7 separate regions of the Homo sapiens genome follow, and regions 1, 2, 4, 5, 6 and 7 are each linked to region 3. The links are chromatin loops, found by intact Hi-C in ENCODE. Cell type or tissue: mammary epithelial cell. All regions are shown on one strand.

Region 1 (4,000 bases), 560 kb after region 3:
CAGCTGTTGTTGGGTGGCCTTTGGGTGACAATCATTGTGTCCCAGAGGCTGGAAGGCAGTCTGGAGGCCTAGGTGACATAGGGATGCAAGGATGTAGGTAGAAGAGAGGAGGGGAAGTGCCAGAGTAAGGGTTTGTGAGAAATTGAGTCTGTTTAATCTTGTTTAACTTTGTTGCTGGGTACTGCCTCACTCTGAGTATCAATAACATTGAACACATCTGTTCAGCTGGTATGTGTTTGATTAAAGAAAATCTGCTTAGAATAATGTTTATTAGTCTTAGTCCTGCTTAGTCACAGTCCTGGAGGTTGGAATCTGCAGGATCAGCTTCATCCACCTAACAAGCCCACCCTGAGGAAGGCAGGCAAAGGTTAGGCATCCTGTCATCTCCAGGAGTTGGAATCTAGAATTGAACTTTGTCTACGCTTTTAATCCTTCCCATTGCTCCTGATGTAGTCATCGTTTAACTCTTACTTTCTCTCTCAGGCTGTGCCTTTGCCTTGGTTTTCTCATTTAAATATATTCCTGCAGCTCCTGAGAACTTTGGAACTCTCCACTAACAGACTTGACCACCCTCCAGTCTGCCTCCCAGCAGCACAAGGCTGTGTCCCTGGGATGACCTTAACCTCCCCATCCCCCAATAAAAAGCCTGACTGAGAAATCTAAAGGCTGCCAGGAAAATTTACTGTTTGCTTTCGCCAACACCTGACATAGGCCCTTTCTAAGAGTATTTATTAAATGTTGATTATAATTGTAAATATGTATTTCTTACAACTCACAAGTGTCTCTCTCAAGGACCTGAGAGCCACTCCTTTGAAATGTAATCATCTAGAAGGTTTGGGCCTCTGTCCCCGGTCTCTAGGAGGGCAGAATCCTAACTTCAGTTACTGCTGGCTCACAAACACAGTTGGTCTAATGGCATTGACATGGACCAATTCTTTGTGATTTTTCACTTTTCTGACTCTACTGAGCCCCTACTCTTCACCCTCCCTTATTCTCTCTTTAGAATGCCCAAATCACCTCTGCACAAATTGGAGTGGAGCTCAGCTCTTTCCCCTGCTGTCAGTAGTTGCTGAACACAATCTGTTTTCATGGCTTTAACTAAAGCTATTTACCTTTGGCACCTCCAAGCCCAGTCCATTTGCCGGCACTCTGATGACTTGCTGAGTTCTTACCAGCTATCCCCTTTGTTTTGCATCCTGGGTTGGATCATGCTTTGAAATCCATGACCCAGAACTCCAGGGCCACTAACCATTTGACTTTGAGTAATATTAATGCTTGTTAGGCCCTAAAGCCATCTCTATCAGACCCACAGGCTTGGACCCCTTCCCAAAATCAGTGTAGCAGAGGCTGCTAGTTGACTACTCACAATCTTTCTCTCCTTTATTCTTGTTAACAAGAATACTTTAGAGGCATCCATGTGTCTAGCTAAAAAATTACATTTCCCAGCATTCCTTGTAGAGACAATGGCCAGTGAGCTGGGAACAGAGAGCATGCTGTGGGGCTTCTGTGGTGTGCTTTAAAGGAAACTGATCTTGCAGGCTGGCTGTTTTGAAGCTTCTCTTCTTCCTCCTTCCATGGAGACCAACTTTACAGCTAGGTGGACTCCTCTAGCCCTGTTTCTAGGAAGTCTGAGATTTCTTACCCTTCCTCTCTAAACTACATGGCCAACATCCTGGCAGCCGGATGGCTATTTTTACCAGAATTGTCATAATGGAAATACTTTCCTAAGAGTAATGTTTTTATATTGAAAACTCTCCATATTTTGGTTTTGGAGTTTGGTTTTGATTCTATCCTCTCGCTTTTATACTGAATAACGTATTTTGCATAGTAAAGCTCTTGCATCAATTTTGCAATTTTGCAATTACTCTTGCATCAATGTGAGTGAATTTGAAACACTTAGGGAATCTCTGAAGTGATACTGATGTTGGCAGGAATGCTAGATTATGGCTCTTAAGACCAGAAAAGATCTTGTAGACCATGAAGGGCATCTGTTATAGATACGTGTTCTGACATAGAATGGCTAGTTAACTTGTCTGTGGTCAAAAAATGGCAGTAAGATTTCGAACCCATCTCTTGTTTCATTTCTTTTCTTCTAAGATCTGAGTCACAGCAGGGACCACAGTATAGCTGAACACAAGGATAAGTTGCTTGTCCCTTAGCAGCGAGCTGTTTGAGTGGTTCTAGTAGCTTCCCATCAGGTAACCAAGACTTCCCAACTGGTTCAAATTCACTTCAAAGTTCTGGGGACAGTGACGCCAGGATCATGGAAGTGTAGTGCTCAAATAGGCTGAACATCATAAACATTGAATTTTATGCTCATGTAGTTATTTTGGGGTAGCCTTTTGTGATTGAAAGGTATAAGACTGGGGTGTTTTGGTTTGGGAATAACTGATGGAGTGTTTGCTCTCTGAGAATGGTGGAGGGATGTGGAAGATTCTGAAATGCTGCCATCTTCTGGTTATTTGGAAACATGGAAAAACACATTTTAGCCCTAGAATAAGTATAGAAATGATTTCATAATAAAGAAAACTGTAGGTGAGAAAAAAAATAAATAAAAACCCTCAAAAATAGAGTGTTTTGAACATTTCTTCTTTTTCTTCTTCTTCTTTTTCTTACAATATAAAGGCTTGATTATAACCCAAATACCAAATGCAAGTTCTGCTCTACTGACCCAAACCCATTGAAACAAACTTTAACTTCAATGGTAAGAGCACCATCACCAAAAGACAATGAATTTTCACTTTGAATATGCTCATATTACTTTTTCTTATTTGTGTACTTTTACTTTTCTCTAAAACTAAATCATAAACAATATGGAAGCACTTCTAATATTCAGAAATCTTATTTCTGATAGATCTCATTTTCTTTTCTGGAATTTTTTTTGAATTAACACTTTTTAAAATTAACAAATTATCCTGAAGAATTTACCTATATATAACAATTTAGTTATACCAACAAACCATTTTTTTGAATTAACAAATTATTGCAAATAACTCACTTATATGTGAAAATTTAATTATATCAACAAATCATTACCCTAGACAACCCAAAAAGGCCACAAAAATGGCATTTATCAATTAGTCAAATGTTTATCTGCAGTGTTATATATTGCTATATTAGGGGGGTAAGATAATGATGTTTTTGAGTCTTCAAGTCCTTTACCTAAAATTGCTCTTAGTTTCAACATCTGCTCAGAACTCCCATTGTCGTCGTCGTTGTCGTCATCGTCTTCTTCTTCCTCTTCTTTTTTTTTTTTTTTTTTTTTTGAGACGGAGACTCTCTCTGTTGCTCAGGCTGGAGTGCAGTGGCATGATCTCACCTCACTGCAGTCTCCGCCTCCCAGGTTCAAGTGATTCTCTTGCCTCAGCCTTCCAAGTAGCTGGGATTATAGGCACACACCACCACACCCAGTTAATTTTTTTTTTTTTTTTTGTAGTTTTAATGGAGACGGGGTTTTGCCATGTTGGCCAGGCTGTTCTCGAAGCCCTAACCTCAGGTGATCCACCCATCTTGGCCTCCCAAAGTGTTGGGATTACAGGCGTGAGCCACCATGCCTGGCCTCCCATTATCTTCTAAGAGATGTCCATCTCTGCTTATAATCTTCACTTGGTCCAAGAGCTATGTCCTGTTAATATTTTCGTAAATATTTTTTCTAGCCCTGTCTAGCACTTGGCATCTAATTTAAAGCCAATTTTCTTCAGAACAGTTTTCAGGCCTTACAAACCCAGGCTCACTCTTAGTAGATGTTGCTGCATGCACTAACTTGTTCTCTTTGTGCTTTAAATGTCTTTAAGCGGTCTCCTGTCATGGAGGAATGCAATCTCTTATTTCCACTTGCTTTCCAGCACATGCGCCTGTGTGCATATGTATGCCTGCATAGGAGTATAAATATGCACACGTATATGTGTGTATGTTTGAATTGTTTTCTTTGAGTGTATTTTTTTCTATTTCTTTGGATGTTAATAAAGGGAAATTCATTGTCATCTGGTAAAACCTTATA
Region 2 (4,000 bases), 420 kb after region 3:
GCATTAAATACATAGCATCCTAAAGACACCCTACTCACCTTGAGTCTGTAGGCTCTTTCCTGATGAGGGCACTGGCCATATATGAATGGAAAACTCAACTCATCTCCTCAGCTTTAGATGTTGCTGCTGTTCAGCTGGATTTGTGAGAAATATCTGGATTACTATCAAGAACATTTAGCAAGACTCAAAAGAGAGAGGCAAGCAGAACCAAAACCCAAACCTCAACCAATGACTAGCTGAATAAACAATTCTTTGGAGGAATAAGGAAGGTATTTCTGGATGTATTCTGAGAATGCTCTTCCAAAAGGGAAGATGGTAATAATGGACTTGTTTTGATTTCATGGTTGTGATAGAATGTACTTCCATGATGTGAAATACACTTCTGGCAGATAAAATGCAGGTTGTAATTTGCATTTGTACATCACAGGGTAAAAGAATGGCCATCCATTCTGAGGAAGAGTGTTCTGTTCTCTAAGATGCTGCTTAACCAATGTTATCCAAATGCCATAGCATCATATCTCCAAATACAAGATTAAATCATAAGGATTCATGTAAAACAGAGTATACTGAGCTGTTCTCAGAAAAATTAATGATGTGTTTATTGTAAATCTTTATTGCACAGATGAGCCTGACAGTCCTTCAATGTATAATTTTCCCCCAGCATCTAGTAATGCATAAGTACTTGTATGTTCTTCTGATTACCAAATAAAAACAATGAGTTAACCTCTTAATTGGAATTGGAAAAATGAAAAGACTTTTTTTTCTTTCTTTGAATGTTTCCCATTGTTGTCCATGTTCTGTCTCAGATATAGAGCTGTCCAAACTCAGTCAACCATCTGTCTCTTTTGTATTCCCTTAAACGTCTCATAATACCCAGGCACCAAGTGCCTTTGCCTGCATGCTGAAAGACATACACAGAGTATGACTATATCACGTTTCATTTCACCTTTTTTGACTGTGAGGGATGAAGTAAATGGGTTATCAGAAGCTTATCAGAGGCATAAGAAATCTCAGCATTCATGGAATTAAGCTGGATTCCATATGTTTAATTTTCTTCAGGGTACAATGATATGGTTTTACAGCCCTGTGATGCTAGCTTTCTGAATTGCAAACTTTTTCTTTCTCCTACTCTTGAAAGGGGTATATTTGGCAATATTTTCCTGCTCAAGCCATGAACATAAGGAGTCTGACTAGGGAATGCAGATGTTCCTTGACTTACCATGGGGTCACGTCCCAATAAACTCATTGTAGGTTGAAAAAACTGTAAGTCGAAAATGCATTTAATATGCCTAACCTACCAGCTGTGTTTGAATCATAGCTTAGGCTATCCTGCCTTAAGCATGCTCAGAACACATTATCCCAGAGTTGGGCAAAATCGCCTAACACAAAGCCTATTTTATAATAAAGTGTTGAATAGCTCATGTAATTTATTGAATACTGTTCTGAAAGTGAAAAACAGAAAGGTTATATACGGTTTCTTCTGAGTGTGTATTGCTTGTGCATCATCATGAAGTCCAAAAATTTAAGTTGGGCCATCATGAGTCAGGGACTCTGTGTAGTCATTCATTACTCCCCTTTGTGGGGATAAAAGTGGTTTACATCCTTTATGGCATCCAGCCTGATGCCTTCAAACCGGCCTCAGAGAGAGAACCCTCTAGTGGTGATACTGAATATTACACAAATACCACCCCTTCATCAGGGCCTCCTGGTGTATCGTTTCGCATGGTATTATTGCTCTGATGAAGGCGACTGTGATGTTTCTCCAAAGCAGCCATGCTTGCCATTCACTGAAACATATTTTTAATTTTTTTCTTAAAGTAAAAATAGAATTTACTCAATTTGGAAAGTATCGACAGTATAATAGGAAACTTAAAATCACTTGTAATACCCCATCCAACAATTAATCATTGTAGATACTTTATTTTCTTATGATCTTTCGCTATGCATTTTTACACAGTTAAGGCCATATAGTATAGTTAATTTTGAATTATGGTTTGTTCACACAACATTGGATTGTAAGCATTTTCTTGTGAGTGTTTTTTTAACTTCTCCATTAATATAATTTCAATAGCAGCATAATATTTTATTCTGTGGCTCTAGCGCAATTTACTTAACCACCTCTCTGCTGTTGGGCAATTAACTTATACGCTTTTATTTTATTTTTTGCAGTTGTAAATAGCAGCAATGGAGCTCTTTGTACATAACGCTTTGTCACATTTCTGAATATCTCCACTGGACAAATTTCCAGATATACAATTACTGGGTCACAGGTTGTTAACACTTTTTTTAACTCCTCATTCATATGTCCAATTCAAGTTCAAAGCACATTCAAATATTTTGAAAGCCACATTTAAATAGCTTGTGGTGTTGTATCTCTGAATAGCTCTTGCTTTTAATCATTCTTCTTTGTGATGAACAGACATATTCAAATCACACGAAACTAAACCTAGTATTGATGGTGGTTGTATTGTGCAGGAAAAAAGCATTAAATACTCTGAATATGCAGCTCTAATTTATATACTCTTGGTTGATAACTCTTAGGGCAGTGTGTGGGGGGTGGGGGGTGGGGCGTTGAAGACCTCCAGACTCTTTCAGTGTTCCCACAGCCTGAAGCAGAACTTGGACTTTTACTGATGCTCTCTCTTCAAAGCTGTAAAGGGGCAAAAACGATGATTTGTTCTGAGGCTTCAGGCAATGGCTTGTTGCCCTGTGCCCCAGCCCAAATGGAACACAAAGAAGATGTTGGCAGATATGCTCAGCAATAATGATCAGAGGTCTGTGGGTATCAGAAAGGCAGTCATTTACAATATGCTAAAACAGAGAAATTGAAAATGGCCAATAAGTTGACAGAAACTTTCATACCTCAGCTTTTCAGCATCCTCCTCTGCCCTGTGGGATCTGGTTGTACTATAATAACATTGCTATTGCCAGACCATTAATAATGATGATGTTTGGTCTCAAGAGCTCTTAAATCACCCTTTCTCCAGCAGGCATAGGCTTGGCCAGGCTAACCCCATTTTGCAGAAGGGAAATTATTTGTTTGAGGTTAAGCTGCAAATCACTGTGCTTTAGCACTAACTTTGTGAAGTCCCGAGTCTTAGGTGTGCGTTCACCCTGAGGCGGGTAGCCTTAGTTGTCACTTCTATCACTGTCCTCTTCTCCACACTCTTGATGAATTGGATTCATTGCCCTCTAGTTGAACCAAACAAGGACATTAATTTGAAATATCTGAAAGCTATTCATTTGTCAAAGGATACCTCAAGTCACATAAGCTGCAGTGGTGACATCTCTGCCCCTAGCTGACGGATTGGGTTGTTTACTCCTTAAATGGCCACATGCTGTGAGTCAAGGGAAATGTAATTCCTGACCTTAAAGTGTTTATTTCCCAAAGATGACAGATTACCTACTTAGACACACACACACACACACACACACACACACACACACACACAAATGCACACGTGCACACACACGCATGCGCACATGCACATACACACACCTTTCTAAAACAAATAATAAAAACTGTGTTGTATGACACAGTTTGCTAAGCACTGTCATGTGTGTACTCTTACTTGATGCTCGCAATTATTGTCCTGACATTGATGTTTTCTCAATTTCATAGATGAGGAAAATGAAATTTAGCAATAGCAGCATTGACATAGTTGTTTGTTCATTTGCTTTTATTTTACCTCATTTATCAGATATTTGAGAATTCTAAAATCATGCAAATTTAATACATTGCTTTTTTAATGATTAAGTAAATGGAATAAAACCAGAGTCACAAAGTAGAGCTAGCATAGATGGAACAAACCAGGGCAAATGTTAATAAGCAGACGTGCAGTCTAAATCGGCCTCCCCTGATTCCTAGCATTATGCCATAAACTGGGTCTAAGCTTTCTGGAATCTTAAGTTTAAATGGAAATAAACCATTTACAAGATTCACATCCGTGAGGATGAGCACACCAGTTGTTTCAGAAGAAAGTAAGGCTTCCCTCCCGAC
Region 3 (4,000 bases):
GGGAACTCAAAGGAAGCAGAGAGGATCTCTTCCCCTCACAAATGCTGGGAGAATGACAGTGTCCAGGACAGTGAAGAGTTGAGACTGACCTTGACTTGAGTGCGCTGTGTGAATGCAGGCACACCAGCTTCCAACCAGCAGATGGTTTGAGAATGGCATCTATCACAAGGCCAGCTGTCCTGGGGCGAGAGCCACCGGGTGTGGGCACTGCCATGCTCTGCAGTGGGCAGGGTGAGCTAGAAGAATACCTCATGTGGGTACTGCATGGTGGGCACCTCACATGGGTGCCGCATGGAAAGTACCCCATGTGGGTACCGCATCGTAGCCACAAGGGCAGTGTGGGGAACAGCTGATCTCCCCTGCTCAGGTCCAGGCCTCAACTTGGTGAGGAGCTCCTGGAACCCACTGTGGCTCCTGACATTGGGGACTTCTGGGATGAAGTCAGCTGGCTGTGGGGTCCCTTTCTAGTCCTGCTCTCTGGGATGCTGGTGAAGCTGCCCTCCAGTGCCAGGCCCTAAAAACCCTCCTCTCTAGACATGTCTGTTTTATGCAACTGTCGGTCTCTATTAGACAGTCAGCTCCTTGAGCCCATGGGCCGTGTCTGGTTGACTGCACCTGACCTAGAGAAAAACGCTGATTGAAGACTGCATAAACTGGCCCCTTTCTGCTCCTTTCCCCCTGCTCCTCTGCATCCTAATCAGTGAGCCGTCCCATTATCAGCATACACAATCCCCAAATCCCCCCAGAATATATCCTCAAAGGTCTCCTACATGCTAGTGGGAGAGTCCCCAGCAGCCACCATGTAAGCTCTGGGGGTCAAGCCGGGGTTTGAATTCTGTGTCCAGAATTATGAATTCTGTGCCGCGTTGAGCAGGTAACCTTACCCCTCTAAAAACACATTTTCCACACCTTGATCCTAGAACAGTACTGCGTCTAGAATCGGTTTCTTCTGGTGGGTTCTTGGTCTCGCTGACTTCAAAAATGAAAACATGGACCCACCTGGTGAGTGTTACAGTTCTTACAGATGGTGTGTCCATAGTTTGTTCCTTAAGATTTTCAGATGTGTCCGGAGTTTCTTCATTCTGATGGGTTCACGATCTTAATGACTCCAGGGGTGAAGCTGCAGACCTTGGCAATGACTGTTACAGCTCTTAAAGGTGGCATGTCTGGAGTTGTTTTCCTTGGGGTTGCTTCATGGTCTCGCTGGCTTCAGGAGTGAAACTGCAGAATGAGTGTTACAGCTCATAAAGGTAGTGCAGACCTAAAAAGCCAGCAGCAGGAAAATTCATTGCAAAGGGGGAAGGAACAAAGCTTCTGCAGGGCACAAGCAGACCCAAACGGGTTGGCTGGGGGGTTGGCCTGCTTTTATTCTCTTTTTTGGCTCCACCCACATCCTGCTGATTGGTCCATTTTACAGAGTGCTGATTGGTCCGTTTTACAGAGTGCTGATTGGTCCATTTTACAGAGTGCTGATTGGTCCGTTTTTACAGAGTGCTGATTGGTGCATTTACAAACCTTTAGCCAGACACAGAGCACTGATTGGTGCATTTACAATCCTTTAGCTAGATAGAAAGGTTCTCCAAGTCCTCACCCAACCCAGAAGCCCAGCCAGATTCACCTCAATGCTAGAGCTTATTTCCAAGTTGTTGTGGATGATCACATGCAAGGGTGAATGTTAAAATACTTGAAAACATGTGACGTGGTCACTGAACATCAGAACAGATGCTGGTCATGGACTATGTGAAGGACTAGAGTCCAGGAGACCCCTGACAGGACAGACATGGACCCTTTAATTGCTGGATGAAGCTGGGGCAGCAGAGGTGGATATTGGCCCTGATAACCTGGAATTCATTATATGAAGCACAGGGACTGTATACCACAAGCGCTCAATAAGTGTGGCTGGTTGTTATTACCTTGAGTTTTCAGCCTTCCTCCCCTCTCTTCTTCCCTTTTTTCTTTAATTTCATATATACTTATTGAAGACTTTTCTGTTCTTCTGTGAGCCATGGAGATAACACAGATGAGTTGGTTTGTCTTCAAAGGGTTTGCAGTCTAATTAGGGAGACAGAAGTGACTACTACAATACAGCATGTGGAAGGAAATGCTAGCAATTGGTAGGAGGAGCTGGGAGAGTCAGAACGGGGACGCTTCAGCCAGCCTGGTGTGGAGGTGAATTCAAGGGAGTCCTCCTGGAGAAAGTGAGCATTAGCTGAGGCTTGAGGGTCTGAATGGGGATAATAGGTAAAAAAGGTAACTTCTAATCTTCATTGGAAAAAACTCCAAATACCACATGTAAGGGAATGAAGGCCACATGTAGTGTTCAGACGTGGCCACATGTAGTGTTCAGACGTGGCCACAGTGTGGCAGAAAAAGCCCAGATTTTGGTGGCATCCCTCTCCTCTAGAGGACGTAAAAGACGCTGCATTCAGTGCATTGGACAGAGCTTCTGTCAGGAGTCCAGGGCATTGGAGGAGCCCGAGCGAGGGAGACAGTGCCCACAGAGCTCTTGTGGCTGGGCAGCTGTATGCTGGAGTTCTGGTTGCTTTCCTGAGGGAGGACTAATTTCTCCCCCAAGATGAGCAATCGTGGACAAGAAAATACAAAAGTCCTCCCTTATCTGCGGTTTCACTTTCCCAGTTTTGTTACTTGTGGCTAATAGCGGTCTGAAGATATGAAATGGAAAATTCCAGGAATAAACAATTCACAAGTTTTGATTTGAGTGCTGCTCTGAATAGCGAGATGAAATCTCACTCTGCCCCACCCACGATGTTAATCCTCCCTTTGTCCAGTGGATCCATGTGTAGATGCTACCTACACGTTAGTGACTTAGGGGCCCTCTCGTTTATCAGATTGCAGTGCTTGTGTTCAAATCACCCTTATTTTATTTAGTAATTGCCTAAGTGCAATTTCTAAGTGCACTTAGTAAAAAGTGCAAGAGTACTGATGCTGGCAATTTGGATACACCACAGAGAAGCCAGCAAGTGCTTTCTTTAAGTGAAAAGGTGAAAGTTCTTGACTTAATAAAGAAAAAAACTGTATGCCAAGGTTGCTGAGATCCACAGGGAGAGCGAATTTTCTATCTGTGAAACTGTAAAGAAGGAAACAGAAATTCGTGCTAGTTTTGTTGTTGCACTAAAGCTGCAAAAGTTATGGCCACAGGACAGGATAAGTGCTTAGTTAAGATGGAAGTGTTATTAAATTTGCGGAGGGTAGACATGAGCAGAATCGTGTTCTGATTAACAGCAATCATGTTAGGCACCATCCCTGGTTTCAGGCAGTTGTTGGAACGTACCCCCTCGGATAATGGGGGACTACTATAGCGGTATCAAAAGCAATAAGAAAATAGAGATTAATTAAGAATCCAGGTATTTTTGGAAATAGATTTTCCTGTGAAAGAGCTGGAGTACTTAGGGTGGATGGGGGAGTGAAGCAAGGGGCGGCCCTTCGTATTTTTGTGCTGGGTGAATGATCACCTTCCCTCTGCAGAGATGGGAAATGGAAGGCAGAGATGTGCAGTGGGGTGATCGCTGGGGTTGGTTGAAATAGAGGGAGGCAGCACCTATGACATGGTGATGCCATGTATGGAGCCCCAGAGGGAACTCAAAATCATGTCCGAGACAGTGCTAGAGTTCAGCCAGGGAACTTTACTAGATCAGTTGTTATGGCTAGGAGGGTTGGTGACAAAAGAAGGGAGCTTGAACTGGGGATGGATGAAGACAAAAAGAAGAAGAAGAAATATGTGGGAGGAACGACTGAGAAATGCCATGAGTGGGGGACTGTGTGGCTGGTGGCTGGGCTTTCAGTGTTCTCGGGGGCATGTACTACGTTTGAGACAGAACCATATAAGGGATCCAGGACAGATGAGATCACGTACATGTAGGGTGCTATGGCAAGCAAAATAGTCAAACTAATAGAAATGCAGAATTGGATGGTGTTTGCTAGGAGCTGGGTGTGGGGAGGAGCAAACAGGAAGTTGTTGCTCCATGGGTATAAAGTTTCT
Region 4 (4,000 bases), 760 kb after region 3:
AAAACAGACAGTGGGCTGGATTTGGCTCACATGTCATAATTTCTCAGCCCTTGTTCCAGAAATCTGAGATCAGGCCTCTTCCGCTTTGCATCTGTTTTGCCCGTCCAAGTGCCTGACACATAGTATGTGTTTATCAAACTTTATTTGAATAAATTAATGAAGAAACGAGAAGGGGCAACAGGAGTAAATAAGTATGTCTGCTCTCTCTATGCACAAGATATAGGGCCCAAAATGTTCAGCCTGTTGAGTTACTAGAATATAAACAAAGTATACACACAGCCTAGGACCAGCGTCCTCTAGGATTCTCTTCTCAGTGGGGCCACCAAAATCACTGAAACAGGTCAGAATCAGGTTAGCATCCCCAAAGGAGTCAAAACAAGAAGGCAGTGCCTAGACGTGGAGCTTAGCTGGATGGAAAAGGAGGAAAGTTCATGGGGTCCATGAGCGGACTCAGAGCAGCCCTATCGCAGGATTAAGCCTGGGAGGTTAATATGATGCATCGGTAGCTGTCACGGCCTTTATTTCTCTCCTACAGCTGCAGACAGTGGTGTCCCGAGTCCTTGAGAGAACAGCTTGGGAAATGAGGCTTATGTGAGATGACAGGAAGAGTCATTGCGGCAGAGGGATGGGACAGAGCAAGAAAAATTGTGAGATGGCTGACATGGTGCCAGGTTGGAGGGAATTTTATAAACCAGGCAGAGGGTGTTAGACATGAAATATTATCAGAGAGGCAGAGCCATGAGAGTTTTTTTATTGGGGTGAAGACATGATTGAAGAAAAGTTTTGTTGCCACTTATAGGATTGGAGGGGACAGAAGTAAAAAAAAAAAAAAAAACCTAGAAGTTTCTTAAATAAATTCAGGTGTGACATGATAAATGTTGGCAAGGGAAATGAGAAAAAAAGGGTGACTTTAAGAGAGACTTCAAAGGAACAATCTTTACGACTGTGCATAGCCTCAGTAGGTAGAGAAATGTAAACCAAAGCTGATACCAAGATTATATGCTTAGCTGACTGAAAAATGCACCATTTCTGGCCAGGCACGGTGACTCACACCTGTAACCCCAGCACTTTGGGAAGCCAAGGCGGGTGGATCATCTGAGGTCAGGAGTTTAAGACCAGCCTGGGCAACATGGTGAAACTCGTCTCTACTAATAATACAAAAATTAGCCCAGTGTGGTGGCGCGTGCCTGTAATCCCAGCTACTCGGGAGGGTGAGGTATGAGAATCGCTCAAACCCAGGAGGCAGAGGTTGCAGTGTGCCGAGATCGCACCATTGCACTCCAGCCTGGACATCAGAGCAAGACTTCATCTCAAAAAAATAAAAAGAAAAATGTGTCATTTCTTTCTCAAAAGAGACAGAGGGTAGAGAAGGAAAAGGAAACAAATGTGAGACTCAGGTTTTACCTTTTGCCAGTACAGTTTGAGATGGTCATGATACATTCAAATAGTTATGTCTATCAGGCTGAAAGTTAGAACTTGAATGGAGAGAGGTTTACTGGTATGCTGATAAATGTTTAACAACTGGCTCTCCAGGAAGGAAAGCACCCTGGTTTATATCATTTGCCAATTCTGCGGCGTAAATGCTTCCACCATGGCTGATTTTATGCTGCCAACCTGAAGTCACTGAATGCAGAGTTGGGAAGAACTGCCTGTGGGGACTGATGGGAGGTGACCCCAGAACAGCACTGGAAGATGACAGGGATGGAGACTTGAAAATCAAAGAAAACATAAAGTCAAGTCCTGCATTTTACGATGATGAAACTGAGACTGGAAATGGGACAGAGAAGAGAGCTGAACTCTTGAAAGCAGTAGGATGGTTTAGAGGCAGAAGACCAAAGTGTCAGAGATTTAGCCTTTATCTCTATACACAGAGCTTGGTGCTGCTGCAAAAACAATTCATTTGAAGATCAGGAAGATTATGATATTTAAGGTAAGAGAAATATAATTCCCAATGATTATCAGTAGATAGAAGAAAGATAATGCTCAGAGGGTTGGTTGCAATTTTCTATTCTACCTAAGTTCTGATTGGCCTATTGTCTGTCATCCTTAGCTGCTAGCACAAATTACTTCAGGTACTAATTTTCTGAGCTTGTATGCACATTCTGTTTGGCTTATTTCTGCAACAGGTCAAAAGAAGGAAATGAGCCTGTGTGTTCTTATCTAGGCATTCTCAGAGAAGGCTACAAACCCATTACCTCTCACATCCATTCAGAGCACTGTGACACCAGGAGCATGGTGAGAGCTCATCTGTTGTCTTTGGGGATCTTAGGGATCTTTTCTTACTTCCTCATCATGACTCCTAAAACCTTATTCTAAAGAGCCTGCCTTGGGAACACTTGCAGCTTTTACTGCCCCCTAGTGGATATCACACATTACTTCATCCTTCACGGCTTTTATCTGCTGAGAGGGATTAGAGATCTCATCAAGCTCTAGGGTTCAAGGAAAGCCCAATAAATAGCTTTCTCCTGATAACTTAAACTTCAATAATGCGACGGTTCTCAATAATCTTAGCACTCTGAGTATGCCCAGCATTCCTTTTAGGGAAATACAGGTTCATTCAACTTCGTGTGTGACACTAGATTGTCCCCCAAAAGTCTCATTTAAATGTTGTTTTAGCCTCGTTTCTTATTCTAAAGCTTTTTAATCAATTGAGAGCATCTGAGAACTTGACTTTAAGAAGGAGGAGGATCTCTTGTTCTATGAGTATTCTATGGGTTTCTTTCCATTTTGTGGAAATAAAAATAATCACAATTTTCTCTTTAAGCTTTTGACCTTTGTGAGATTAGACCCTGTAGTCCATTAAGAGATCTCAGACACCAAAGTTGATATGGCCTTCAGAAACTTAAAAAGCCATATTAAAATTTTAAGTGTACAAAGACTACATTGTTCACCGGGCCCTCTTTGACCTTGCTAAGAAAATGTTTATAGGGAAACATCTGCAGTCTTGTGTGCAAATACTTAGGAGCGTAAATCAAATCTACAGATAACGTCTTTGAAACCCACTTGTAACTCACTCATTCTTTATTATTGGGTGTTCCTCTCAATTGCTCAATCAGCAGAGTCAATTTACTAGTTACAACTATGATTTTACTTTACTTATGCAATCGGAATTAAATTGGCCTTTTGACTATGACTGTAAGGCTTATTTTATCATACACAAAATACCCATCCTCACATCATCCCACCCCCAACACACACACACATATCTACAAAAGCTTTAAAGGGGAATATAGCCCTTTTCTGAAGGTTTTCTTAGAGATGGGTAGGATGTCAAGGAAGGGATTATACCACACTTTAAATAAAAACCATCTTAACTGCATAGCAGGGTTTCCAGTCTCCTTTCATTCTCAAACTTCCCCTGTCCCTCCGTCTCCTCTCTGCTCTCTCATGTTGGTCCTTCTGGCCTCCTCTCTGTTTCTTTCCCTCTCTGCCCATCGTTCTTGCTAAGGTGATCAATCTGGTCTGTTCTTGGATCCTCTCAAAACCTTATTCATACAAAGCCCATTTGAGAGAAAATGTACTAAATATTTTCACTTTAACTTTTTGTCCTACGATAAAAAAAACTTCTTTGTGATGATTATTGTGCAAACACGAAAGTTTGCCCTTGGACCAAATTACTGATGTCATCCACATGGAAGTGGCAAATGCTGATGCTTCTGCTCCTCCTTATTTCTTCTCCTCCATACAACGTGTCTCTAGACATTCCTCCGGGAGCCAGCAGAGTGGAATCACTGCATTATCTGTGGGCTCTTGTACACAGGCCACTTGGGTGTCTACACTGAGGATAGTCCTGATCTCACTGGAACTTAGACAGGAAGGAATGCTTCTTTTCAAATTGTTCCTAATACCACTACTCTCTTTCCTCTAAATGAAGACAGCTGTACTAGTGTATTTTCATTTATGGGCCGTGACCCACTGGGAGATCATAAAATCAACTTAGTGGGTCACATTGGGAGTTTTTAAAAAATGAAATATAATAGAAGAAAATATCAGGGTGCAT
Region 5 (4,000 bases), 830 kb after region 3:
GAGTTTGGACTGGAGCAGGGAAAAGACTGGAAGCAGAGAGGCAGGATCACTAGGTACAGAGAAGGTCACAGAAACATAGATGAAAGCTGAGAGGAGGTTGAGCCAAGATAGTGTCTGTGGGTACAGAGGTAAATGGGGGGCACCTTTTGGCCTAGAGAGTGTAACTATTTTTACTCAAAATACCTTTTGCTGGTGGCAAGCACCAAAGGGAAGTAAGCAAGACAGGAGATGGTAAATGATGACCTAATTTTGGTAAATTCTCTGGAAAATCTCACTAGGAATTTGATGCAATTCATCTCAGATAATTTGAGGTATGAATGATCCTAAGTAGAAATGCAGATGTGTGCTTCTAGGTAAAGTCAGGTGCTAATAATTACATTGGTAATTCTTCATTATAATGAGGCTATGTCTGCACCCTGGCCACCACCTCAAAACTTTGCTCTCCTGTTAGGCTCACGACATTTTCCACTGGAGGGGATGTGAGGCCAGTTGTGCTTTGATCTATGTTCACAAGTTCCTCTCCATTTAATACAGATTTCTTCCTTCCTTCCTTCCTTCCTTCCTTCCTTCTTTTTTCTCTCTCTTTTTCTTCTTTCCCTTTCTTCCTTCTTTCCTTGATTCCCTCCTTCCTTTCTTTCTGTCTTTCTTCTAGTTGGGAAAAGTATGTCTTTTGGGAATGCAGTAATAATTATATTAAAAAGATTTTACACACACATAAATGTAATGCTAGCCACACATTCTGTGGCTGTTTGATGTGCTGCTGAAAGTTATCTCCCTGTTGGATTTAATTAATCATCTCAAAAATATCTAGGATCCTGCACCTACACAGGTAAGCACAGAGAAATTCTAAAACGACCTTCATTCTTAGCAGACAGAAGGTTTGCTGAATCACTCCCAAATGATTCCTTGGTAAGGGCCCCTTTCTTCCTCACATTGCTCCTTCTCCTCACACACAGTGGCCCCGGTGGAGGGAGGGGTTCTGTGGCAGTGGAAATGTCTGAGTAGCTACACTCTCCCTGCCCCAGCAAGATGCTGAGTTCTATTAGTCAAAATCTACCCTGTATCAGTCACCATCAGCACTTTCCTTCATATGCTCCTCTCAACTCTGGGAGGAAGACAGTAGCCTTGCCTCGTCTGTGTCCAATGCATTGGCAGGCTATGTATATCTATACATGTATCATTGAGCATGGTGGCCCCGGTGCTTGCATCACAGCCCTTCGACTCACATCTGTTTTCAGTGACAGCTTGTCTGGTTTCAGATTCACCCACCTTAAGTGTGTACCATGTGTCTCCACTTTCTGTTCTGGGGACTTCTCCACTCTGTGGTAAAATGCATCATCCTCAGAGGCAGCCCTTACTCCATATGGGACAGGAGCTGGCAGACAAATGGCCCAGCCTCCCGGAGGCACTCTACCCTGCTGAGGAGGTCTCCCTGGGCTCGAGCCTCTGCCGTGCTCAGCAGCCCCTCCGTGACATACCCGAAGGTCAGCTTCTCCTTATTCTGTGTCACCCTCAACTGGGATCCACAATTTCCAAAGAAACCACTGTATCACGTCCTTGTCTCGGGCTTTGTTTCTGGAGGAACCTCTATTAAAACAAAAGCTATGTCTGGCACCTAGTAGGTCCTCCATGAAAGTAAGTTCTCAGCCCCTTCTTCTTCCCATTGTAGAAATGAGGACACTGAGGCCCAGGGGTTCTGAGTAACTTGTCCAAGACCACACAGCCTGAGACCCACAAAGAAGTCAAATTGAAGGCCTCTTTCTGGTGGTTTCTATCTCAAAAGCTGCCTTTTGCTCTGTCCTGAACAAACCAATGAGGACCCCTAGTGGCATGAACAGAATGGACATGCAGGAACTGCAGATAGTGCCTTTGACCAGCCTGACCCCGATTCTGGGAGAAGTCTAGCCTTGCAAGTCAGCAACAGGCTCCTAATTAGGCTCCCTCCCGGGTGGTGCTGAAACCATGGGGGCTGTCCCATCAGATGATATTTCTCTTTCTTGTAGAGGAAAGAAGAGCATCTTATTCCTAGGTTTTCAGGGAGGCTCTCTCTCTGGATGTCAAAGCTCCCTTTGCTGGTTTGGACAATGTCTAGCCTCTCCGGCATCAGACAATTGCTTTGTCAATTCCTGAAGTGAGGGAGATCCCTGTCTACCTGATGGAGCATCAGCAAGGGGCAGGGAACAGGTCTACATCAAAACAGCGTTCAGACAATAGGGCATTAGCTGAGGACCAAACTGCCTTGTGTTGGGGCATCCTCCCACCAGGGTGGGCACAGAAACCCACAGGCCTCCCAGAGTGCAGTGCATTTGCAGAAACTCTGCTCCTTTCAGAAACCTTTGCAGCCCACAAGCATTCATTCAAGAGATGTTTGATGGGTGTCTTTGTCTTCGACATGCTCACACCTTTCAGCCCCCACGATGTCAACCATATGCTCCTAATGAGCAACCCGTGTTTATTATAACAGGGTCTCTTTATCGTGCATGCCCTGTAGCCAACTGTGTCACACTCTCTTCTAAGAAGCTTGGGTATGTGGAGTCATTGTTCTGGGCAGGCTGGATCAAGAGCTACCGGAGGTTGTGCAGTGTCGAGGAAACAGATGGAACAGATGGGGACGCTGTGGCAGAGCACAAACCCAAGAGAAGAGCCAACGGGTGCTGGACCAGCCGCACAGGGTGTAGGAGTGAGAAGGAGGCAGAATTTGGCTTTACTCATCTTTTTTCCCAGCTGGTGAATCCACCTTCTTCTCCTTTACCTGCTTCCTACCTAAGGTATAATTCATGTGTTAGAAGTCCAGGCTCCCCTAAATGCAGGGCAATCCCCCAATTCCTCCTCCTCTAGGACCGCCTGCTTAGAAGAAAGACAGCTTACAGACGTATAACTTGGGGGAAGCATAAAACAAAATAAGCTAAGTACAAAGGGCAGATATGAAACAGATTTTTTTCAAGGCTCCAACTGTGGTAGATATTATAAGCAGAACAGATTTCATATGGAAGACATTGACAAGGAATAAACATAGCACCCAAAGCTAGCGTTTTCAAGGATTTGCTTCTTTGAACATAAGGGCTTTTTAAAAAATCACATTTTTATCAAACAATGAGCAGCAAAATCTCTCCCCCAAAATGGCAAAGGCAGATCAAACCTAGGTATGGGTTACCTGTATTTGCAGGAACTGTTTCAAAAATCCCATTTCAATTTGCTATGAAAGCATGCGTTGCCCTGGCTTTCTAATCTATGTTGAAAGCTCAAAGGTTAAAGAGACTTGGCTGAATTTGTCTTAAGATATAGCCTTTGTTCTGATTCAATCATTTATTTGAATTTAATATTTTAAAGGACACTTCAAACAGACTTCACAATGCACTGTTACCATCCGGGCCATATTTATTGTTTAATATTTAACTGGGGAGATTTGTCAAAACCCTTAAGAATTAATGGTTGCAAACTTGTGGAGTTAAAAGGCTTGTGGAGGAAACCATTTGCTAACAACAGGGAGACAATGGCCCTGCAGGCTGGGCCACCAGAAGGCAAATACACATTTGGGGGTCTAGTGGCCTGGTGAGCCCAGCTACCCAGACAGCAGGAAGTGCAATTGCCTTTAAATAAATATTCTAATGTGTTTAACTTCTGAACTATAAAGCTCAGCTTGCGCCTTAAGAAGAGAGGTGAAGGTGAGAGCAAAACAAACTGTTATTCCATGCCTTCTACAAACACACACAAGAGAGTCCCAGGGCTCAGAAATGAACCAACTGCATTGAAATGCACCTCTGACTAAACGATCTTAAGACCTGGAGAAAAACATTTTTGATCATCAGGATCCATGGATGTTGTCTATATTTTTATGATATCAAACATCAAGAAGAAAATGAGAAACCTAAATATCTATATATAGGTGAATGGATCATGTTGCAGAGACAACATATCAGGGTGGCTTACTGAATTTGTTCATTCAGATATTTCTGTGTTCTGTAGAGCAACAAAGCTGGGATTTTTCATAGCTCTTTAT
Region 6 (4,000 bases), 570 kb after region 3:
CCATACATCATTATTATTATTTCAACTTTTCAAACAATCTCGAAGCAGTTACTATTCTTGAATATAAGCTTCATATGCAATGTTTGCTATTAACCCTCTTACAATGAATGGATGAAATTATACGTTAGAACACTAGCACAGAGTGATATGTTAGAGCCCATTTGTCCATGTGCTGGCTAGTTTATACCAGTCTGGTTGATATGGCATAGCTGTGTCCCCACCCAAATTTCATCTTGAATTGTAGTTCCCATAATCCCCACATGTCATGGGAGGGACCTGGTGGGAGGTAATTGAATTATGGGGGCGGTTTGCCACCCCCATGCTATTCTTGTGACAGTGAGTGAGTTCTCATGAGATCTGATGGTTTTATAAGCATCTGGCATTTCCCCTGCTAGCTCTCATTCTCTCTCCTGCTGCCCTGTGAAAAAGTGCCTTCTGCCGTGATTGTAAGTTTCCTGAGGCCTCCCCAGCCACACAGAACTGTGGGTCAATTAAACCTCTTTTCTTTTTTTAAAAAAAATTATTTTAAGTTCCAGGGTATGTGTGCAGGATGTGCAGGTTTATTACATAGGTAAACTTGTGCCATGGTGGTTTGCTGCACCTATCGGCCAATCACCTAGGTATTAAGCCTGGCATGCATTAGCTATTTTTCCTGTTCCTCTCCTCTGACCCCCGCCCTCCCCTTACAAGCCCCAATGTGTGGTGTTCCCCTCCCTGTGTCCATGTGTTCTCATTTAAACCTCTTTTCTTCATAAATTACCCAGTCTTGGGTATTTCTTCATAGCAGCATGAGAACGGCCTAATACACTGGTCCAAATGAAAATAAACAACTACAAAGGGTCCCTAAAAGGTAGAAAGAGTAATTTCCTCCAAAAGAGGTATACTTGTGATATAACTGTTGCCTTTCATTAACTGTACTTGTGTAAAGCACAAAAAACAAACCAATGTTTGAAACTCAAGCAATAAAAAATCAGACATTGGGAACCTCACTTGAATGATGAGATCAAATGGTGGAATTGGGCATAGTTCTCTCAGGTGTAGAGGCTTATTTATCTTGTGTTTGTTTTAGAAGTGAAATGCCTGCATGTCAATCGTTTTGAGAGATTCACCAAGCAAAATGTGGGCCAGGTTACTGATGGTTTAGTTTCTTCAAGAGGCTAAAAATCCTTTCTCTTTATAGAGTACCTTCTCAACAACCAGACTATGCACATCTAGATGTAGGATTTCCAAATTCTAAATATTCCCTTAGAGTCATAGAAATTAAATGAGACAAAGGATGAGAAATCACCTAGCTCAGAATGGCCATGATGGATTATTAAACAAACAGACAAATACAAATGTACATCATTTATCACTCCCACACCCTCACACCTAATATGTAATATAACATATCACACCTAATATGTAATACATTGCCTTTAGGGAAGGCAATATGGCATCTGGCAAGAGTAATGGCAGTGGTACCAGCACGCCTGGCCAATCCCACCCCACCCAGTTCCTTCAGCTAGCTAAGCCAAGACTAGGGGAACTTGAGACGTCTCATTGCCCTCAGTGGCATTTTCCCTAGGCACTCAATATGCCGAAGGAGCCACAGTTCTTCCTTACTCTGCTCCAGTGGGGCCTTGACTTCCCACCTGGCACCTACCAGTCCTTTTCCTCCAGCTAGATCTTATCACCTAAGCATTCTATTGCCAGCTGAATCCTGTTCCAAACCAGTTGTGTAAATGGAATCCTTCACCACCACCAAGCCCTGCACAATTTTTTTCATGCCTCCTTAGACTGCTGGTTCCCCCATCCTGCCTATCCCATAGCTTAAGGGGGTCCACTTCTGTACACTGGATGCTATTGAAATCTAGTTAGGCTCCATGCTGAACCATCTAGAAAATTTGAAGCCTGCTCTACTGGAGTCTGATTCTGACTCTCCTACTTAGAGGCTGTGTGATCTGGAGCTTGCCTCTTACTCTCTCTGAGTCTGTCCCCTCATAGGGAAAGTAATGAATATGGTAATACTATGTTACTTGTGGGGTTGCAATAAGGATAATATCCAGTAATATATTTCTAATAATATATAGGCTACATAATGTTATATGTAAATTTTTGCTGCAGGACATCATTATTAATATTATCTGTTATAACTCAATCTTCGTATCATTAATAATAATCATGGTTAATACTAATATTAATTAGAAATTACCATTTTCAGCACACAAGTGTCTTCATGGAGATGAATTTTACCCTCCCAATTAGGGGGACCCTGCTTGGGGCAGGACTACTCTACTGACTTGTAAGTTGGGAAACATTTCTGCCTAGGAGGAGACAGACGCCTCAGGCACTTTGTGGGAATAATCACCAGATGGCAGCATTACACCAACCACAGAGTGGAAGAACCTGGTCCCTGCCAAAGGACCTTTGGAATGGCTAAAATTAGTAAGAAAAGTCAACCTGCTTTTCTGGGCTGGGCTGGTCTGGTAATAAAAGCTTCTGAATTCTAGGTGGAAAGTTCCTGTTTAAAATAGTCTGAGTTCACAGAAGCTATAAAATTGAAAGTTACATGGGAAGAGGGAGAAAAAGCAGAGGTGATGGGGTGTCAAGTGTGATAAAGTTGTGTAGAGCAAGAGAAATGTTTCAACCTCAGACTGTTTGAAGTTAACTGTCTTCATCAATCAATTCTACTTTAACTATTTTATGGTCAAGTTCCTATCTCTTCTGTCCTCCAATGGTACAAAATTCTGTGACAGCTCTGTGGTGAAGCTGAGTCACCAAGCAAGTTAGCCTAGAGTTGGAATGGACATTAGAGATTAGGCAAATGCCAATGCCTTTAAGAGCTGGGCAGGTGGCATAAATATGTGAAACAGCTAGACTTCAGGACAATGGGCGGTAGTGTGAATTGTTCAGACCAGAGAGCAGTTGTTCCTTCTAAGGCATTTTACAAAATTAATTTTCAATGTTTTGTAGAACAAACAAAACCTCTCTATGTTCCCCAGGTTGGAAGACAGGATGGTGCCACCTCCCTTCCAGAACACTCCTTATAGATGGTCATTTAGCTAGTGCTTACTCACTTTTGGTGACAAGCAATGACTCCTATCTGGTCAGAGAGCATCATACGTTTTAGGAAATTCGTCTTTGTATTGGCCACCTCTACCTTAGCATTTTACATTTGTCGGTCATAGCTCTGCTCCTTGGAGTAGTGCAGAATGTGTCGAACTCCTTTCCCAAAGACAGCTCGCTTGGACTCTCCAGGCCTTTCTCCTCAGCGTAAATCTCCCCAGACCTGGCCGGTCGCGGTAGCTCACGCCTGTAATCCCAGCACTTTGGGAGGCTGAGGCAGGCAGATCACGAGGTCAGGAGATAGAGACCAGCCTGGCCAACATGGTGAAACCCTGTCTTTACTAAAAATACAAAAATTAGCTGGGCATGATGGTGCCCACCTGTAATCCCAGTTACTCGGGAGGCTGAGGCAGGAGAATCACTTGAACCAGGGAGTCGGAGGTTGCAGTGAGCCAAGATCGCGCCACAGCACTCCAGCCTGGCGACAGAGTGAGACTCTGTCTCAAATAAATAAATAAATGAATGAATAAATAAATAAATAAAAATAAAAATCTCCCCAGACCCTTTAAATCAGCTCTCACAGGGCAGGCTTTTCAGGCTGTTTGTGTCTTGTACTTTTGAATAGGCTCTTACTTAATGCTTGCTGTAAAACCTGTCACCCAGCTGGGCTTCAGTAGTAGGGATGACGGTCTGACCAACATGGAAACGAGGAGGACTGCTCTTTTCCTGCTGCTAGATTTCACTTCCATACACACAGCCTAAGGTTGTGTTAGTTTAGTCAGAAGTTGTGTTCCCAGTGTTGGGTTACACTGATATCAGTCTCTATTTTGAAATCAATAAATAAATGTTTAGAAACCTAAGTGAATGGTTTAGTTTATATCCTTGTGAAATTTGATCTAGCTTGTTTGGGACCATGGTTCCATCCTGTCATGGATAATTTTTATTTTTATTT
Region 7 (4,000 bases), 140 kb after region 3:
GAATCTTACCAGAAAAGCAATTCCAGGAGAATACTTTAAAAAATTGTTGTTTGTTTCCCCCAGATTACATATTTAATGTATTAACTGGTCCTTTTACTCTCCCATTCAATTGGAATTGCCAGATCGTTCAGCATATTTTTATTGGGTTTCCATTATGTACTAGGTGCTAGGAGCTTCAGAAGGGATACGAAAATATCAGAAGAAAATCCTTACCATCAGGAAACTTAGAATATATTGAGGGAAACAAGATACGTCTTATACATGTGAAAAGGTTAAAAATCAACAACAAAAAAGAGGGCAATAATTAATTGCTGACTAAGTGATGTGGACGCTACATGCTAGGATTCAGAGAAGGGAGACATTTGTGTTTGAAGGATTGTTTTCGAGTCTTTCTTTTCTTAATAAAGATCAAGTTAAATCTCTCTGAAATACATTCTTAATGTATATTAAAGGGGAAAAATGTGAATATCAAAAGAAGTAGATTCTCACATTTACAGTGAAATTTTCTTTACTTGAATACTCATGCAGCTTACTAGTACATCATCACTTGATTATTGTAATTTGGTTATGCTAGTGTATTAGTTAATTACAACTCAATATTTAGCAGCAAAGTGCTTAATATCTTGACTGAGCTTTACAGCATTCCTCTGTCAGTTGGGAAGCAGCCCTCAGCAGAGAGGTTTCTGCATTACCATCTCTAGTTTTCAATCTTTAATTTTCTTTGGCTCATGGAAGACTACTTTCCTTGGTTTCCATTTCCCCACATGGAAGAAAAGTGTTTATAGGACCTATCTCCTGGATTTTTGAGAAACAACTAAAAGAAATAATTGTTATTAGGTTAATGCAAAAGTAATTGCAGTTTTTGCTGTTAGTTTTAGCGGCAAAAACCGCATTACTTTTGCACCAACTTAACAAATATAAGGCACATTACAATAGACTGGGACAGCTTTGAGAATGACCATCATCGGAGTTTCCCACTAGCAATAAAAATGAATTCTACAACAAATGCAACACTCTATTTCTGGAGGAAGTATACTGAATTCGTGTAAAGTGTTGGTATTCTTCAGGCTTTTATTGTACTGTTTATACAGAGTCCTCTTGACAGCTGTTATTAAACAAAATAAATGAGTCTTAATGACCGTAAGACAAAGCTAGATGTTCCTAGCTTGTGAGATTATGAAAAAACTAAAGAGAATCATTCCATCCAGAAGATATAAAAATTGATCATTTTAGGTAATGAGTTTTGTTCATATAGTTGAAGGAATACACATCTGTATGCAGAAAATTCAGTCATTCATTCACTTACCAAATATTTCTGTGGCACTTACTATGTGCCTGGTGCTGTGCTAAGCACCAGGGAATTAGTGGGAAACAAGACAAAGGCTCCCTCCCTCGGGGGATGTTCAGCCTACAGTAGAGGAATATATTAAACAATACTTCCATAAATTACTACCTGCTGTGACGAGTGCTGCAAGAAGTCCAGCACAGGGAGCTGTGAAAACATAGAAGAGAGGACCCAAACCTGGTCCGGGATTCAGAGAAGGCTTCTCTGAGGAAAAGAGACGCATGCTGAGACATGAAGATTATGTAAATTGTAGTTAAGTAGAGTTAGGGAAGCGTATTCTAGGCATTTAAGGCCTGGGATGTTTATACCTGTAAAGATCTAAAGACAAGAAGGAGCATGGCCCCTCTGAGAAAATGAAAGAAGGCCAAGTGGCTGCAGCGCAGACTGGAAGGAGGCGAAGGCTCCAGACACAGCTGGAGAGGAGCCAGGTCCGACTTCATCCACCAGGGGGCCTCAGCAAGGGGAAGCCATTATCAGTAGGCATGGATGTGAGAACTTTTTAGGAGGTAGATCCAACAGGACTTGGATATGGGGGATGAGGAAGAAAGTGGAATTAAGGTCAACTCGCAGGGTTTTGGCTTGAATCCCCAGGTTCTTTTTTCTTAGATTAGGATCACTAAGGGAGGAACATGTTTGCAGGTCTTGTCGTGAGTGGGAACAGAATGAATGGGGGATAGAGAGTTCAGTATGGGATGAGTTCAGTGTGGGACATACTGACTATGAGGGGAGATATGGGGAAGGCAAGAGCAGTTGGATAAGTGAGTCTGGAGATTAAACAGGTCTGGAGATATAATCTACAGCCCAGCAAAGTAAGCAGGAAAATTCTGTGTATATCTGAATGATGCCAAATTAATATATCTATAAATTTTGTAAGTAGAGAATACAGTTTAGTGTGACCCCTAAATAGTCTGAAGGAAGGTTTCAGAAGACCAAAAATTTATGTATATTTTCTCATTGGCATTTACTTGTTCAAAATATTGGCATTTACTTAGGCCAGCTAATAATCATAACTTTACTTGAAACTTATATTGACTACTTGGTATCATGCCCATCAAAACATAGGTTTGGAACAGAGACAGAAACCAGTATGGTCATTCCCAGTATTCCAAGGGCAGAAAGAGGCCATGACCCAGGGAGCCAAATGGGATGAGCCCTCATCACGGACCTTCTGGGAGGTAGAGGGCACATGCCATGGGGCTGAGACCTGAAGCCTGGAGCCTAGCCCACTGCAGAAGGGCCAAGTGAAGCTTGGCTGCGTGGAGGCTCTCTGGCTCTGGCAAGAGGCCTTTCTGCAGTTTAGGCTCCATTGAGGGGGCTTGGCCTCCTGTGCCTGCTCCAGAGGTGCCTCCATGGATATGGCTGGGCCTTGTCTCCTGGAGCAGTCCACAGTTCTGGCCACAGCGCTCACTCACTGTACCACCTCTGCCCATTCATGCCCTTTCTCTGCTCTTTAAGGCCTTCCTTCTATTTCTACCCAAATCCAAGGACCCATTGCAAGGACCCGGTATTCAATATTCTGCCAAAATACAGCTTTCCTTTCCCTTAAGGCCACCAGAAGAGCAATAATTTAGACAATCAGTATGAGAGTGCATGGAGCATTTTGTCTGAAAGTCACAATTGGATATCCAAAGACCATTAAACTGTTGTTTATCCAGATTCCAACCAAAGAAAATGCTTAAATAACCAAGACTTTTCCTACACTCTAGAGATACATCTAGTAAATATGGAAGTGAAAGATTAATCTTTGAAAGCTCCTTCCAGATGTTTTAGGAGTAGTTCAAATTCCGACTGACATCCTGCCACTTGTTTTCATTTGTCTCTCTGACTTTTGTCTAAGGATGACCCACAAAAGTTTATTGCATTTAGTATACCATTCCATGTGGGTGTCACTGGAAACCGTGTCTGCTAACTGTGAGGAATTTAAACACTTTCATAAATAAGGCCTTTCCTAGCTCATTAGTGAAATAGAAGGATTAATTATCATAAATCAAGCCTCATAAATGTTGTTTCAGAACTGCCATTCTGACTATAAAATCACTGACTGAAATTAGTCATTGTTAAAAAAAAAATGAAAGAATCGTTCAAAGCACCAATTTCTGGGAGATTTGGCATAGTTTCAGTGAAGGTAACTACTATAGCTCAGGAAAATTTGCTTCCAATGCTCATCTGATTTCAGTTGACAGAAGAGCTCAAAATGGTCCCAAGAAATGCATCTGCTAGTTGGCGCTTTTTTTCCCTGTATTTTGGACAATGGGCTCATTTTGCCATATTTAAATTGTTGAGATTTATAGAGCGTGTGTTTAGGGAGGCTTACATAGATGATGCTACTACAAGATAGGATTTTGGATGAAATAGGAAGGACTCATGCTCCCAAGGAGCCATGGCACTGATTCAAATTCACCTGGAATTGTAAATGACCAGCAGCTGCTTTCTGCCAGGAGTCAGTTTTGATAAGAGTTGGGAGGAAGGGCACAGAGTGGGGAGAGGGAAGGAACACTGCAGGAGTGGGTAGGCAAGACTTAGAAAAATTAGACTGACATTGAAGTGAAATTCAGCAGAAGATTACAGTTTTTGTTCTGGCTAAATCTACAAGGGGAAAAACAAAGTAGAGAATTGAAACAGCTCTGTGAATAATTCAATTAGAAAAAACCCTAC

Evidence for each region. Hi-C counts contacts between places; a loop is a spot of excess contacts. Peaks named below come from ENCODE experiments on the same cell type or tissue, not always from the same donor. Only the 100,000 strongest peaks of a DNase experiment are listed, where the experiment ranks them.
Region 1: a loop joins it to region 3, with 14 times the contacts of the local background. A loop is called at or near these places in 16 of 110 quality-filtered maps.
Region 2: it touches region 3 in a loop (8-fold over the local background); 14 of 110 quality-filtered maps call a loop at or near these places.
Region 4: it touches region 3 in a loop (21-fold over the local background); 13 of 110 quality-filtered maps call a loop at or near these places.
Region 5: a loop joins it to region 3, with 6 times the contacts of the local background. A loop is called at or near these places in 2 of 110 quality-filtered maps.
Region 6: a loop joins it to region 3, with 4 times the contacts of the local background. A loop is called at or near these places in 13 of 110 quality-filtered maps.
Region 7: a loop joins it to region 3, with 9 times the contacts of the local background. A loop is called at or near these places in 10 of 110 quality-filtered maps.

What each region holds. Positions count from the first base shown.
Region 1 is chr7:31,646,940-31,650,939 of GRCh38, reverse strand. All of the region lies in intron 12 of ITPRID1 (ITPR interacting domain containing 1), which reads right to left. It also overlaps a transcript of PDE1C not described here. Among named protein-coding and RNA genes, the nearest start is that of PPP1R17, 38 kb to the left of the region's middle. In mammary epithelial cell, a CTCF peak has its summit at 2,438 (motif pointing left); no DNase peak of the experiment used is centred here; H3K27ac peaks cover 288 bases.
Region 2 is chr7:31,780,256-31,784,255 of GRCh38, reverse strand. All of the region lies in intron 16 of PDE1C (phosphodiesterase 1C), which reads left to right. Among named protein-coding and RNA genes, the nearest start is that of PPP1R17, 95 kb to the right of the region's middle. RefSeq lists a silencer at 1,585-1,634. In mammary epithelial cell, a CTCF peak has its summit at 1,663 (motif pointing left); a DNase peak (open chromatin) is centred at 1,595.
Region 3 is chr7:32,202,957-32,206,956 of GRCh38, reverse strand. It overlaps a transcript of PDE1C not described here. Among named protein-coding and RNA genes, the nearest start is that of PDE1C, 130 kb to the right of the region's middle. RefSeq lists an enhancer at 617-1,816. In mammary epithelial cell, a CTCF peak has its summit at 2,356; a DNase peak (open chromatin) is centred at 2,426; H3K4me3 peaks cover 455 bases.
Region 4 is chr7:31,441,914-31,445,913 of GRCh38, reverse strand. No RefSeq gene overlaps it. Among named protein-coding and RNA genes, the nearest start is that of ITPRID1, 70 kb to the left of the region's middle. In mammary epithelial cell, a CTCF peak has its summit at 2,351 (motif pointing left); no DNase peak of the experiment used is centred here.
Region 5 is chr7:31,371,358-31,375,357 of GRCh38, reverse strand. No RefSeq gene overlaps it. Among named protein-coding and RNA genes, the nearest start is that of NEUROD6, 33 kb to the right of the region's middle. RefSeq lists an enhancer at 3,168-3,787. In mammary epithelial cell, a CTCF peak has its summit at 1,819; no DNase peak of the experiment used is centred here.
Region 6 is chr7:31,632,458-31,636,457 of GRCh38, reverse strand. All of the region lies in intron 10 of ITPRID1 (ITPR interacting domain containing 1), which reads right to left. It also overlaps a transcript of PDE1C not described here. Among named protein-coding and RNA genes, the nearest start is that of PPP1R17, 53 kb to the left of the region's middle. In mammary epithelial cell, a CTCF peak has its summit at 2,352 (motif pointing right); no DNase peak of the experiment used is centred here.
Region 7 is chr7:32,060,129-32,064,128 of GRCh38, reverse strand. All of the region lies in intron 1 of PDE1C (phosphodiesterase 1C), which reads left to right. Among named protein-coding and RNA genes, the nearest start is that of PDE1C, 8.3 kb to the left of the region's middle. In mammary epithelial cell, a CTCF peak has its summit at 1,789 (motif pointing right); a DNase peak (open chromatin) is centred at 1,778; H3K27ac peaks cover 5 bases.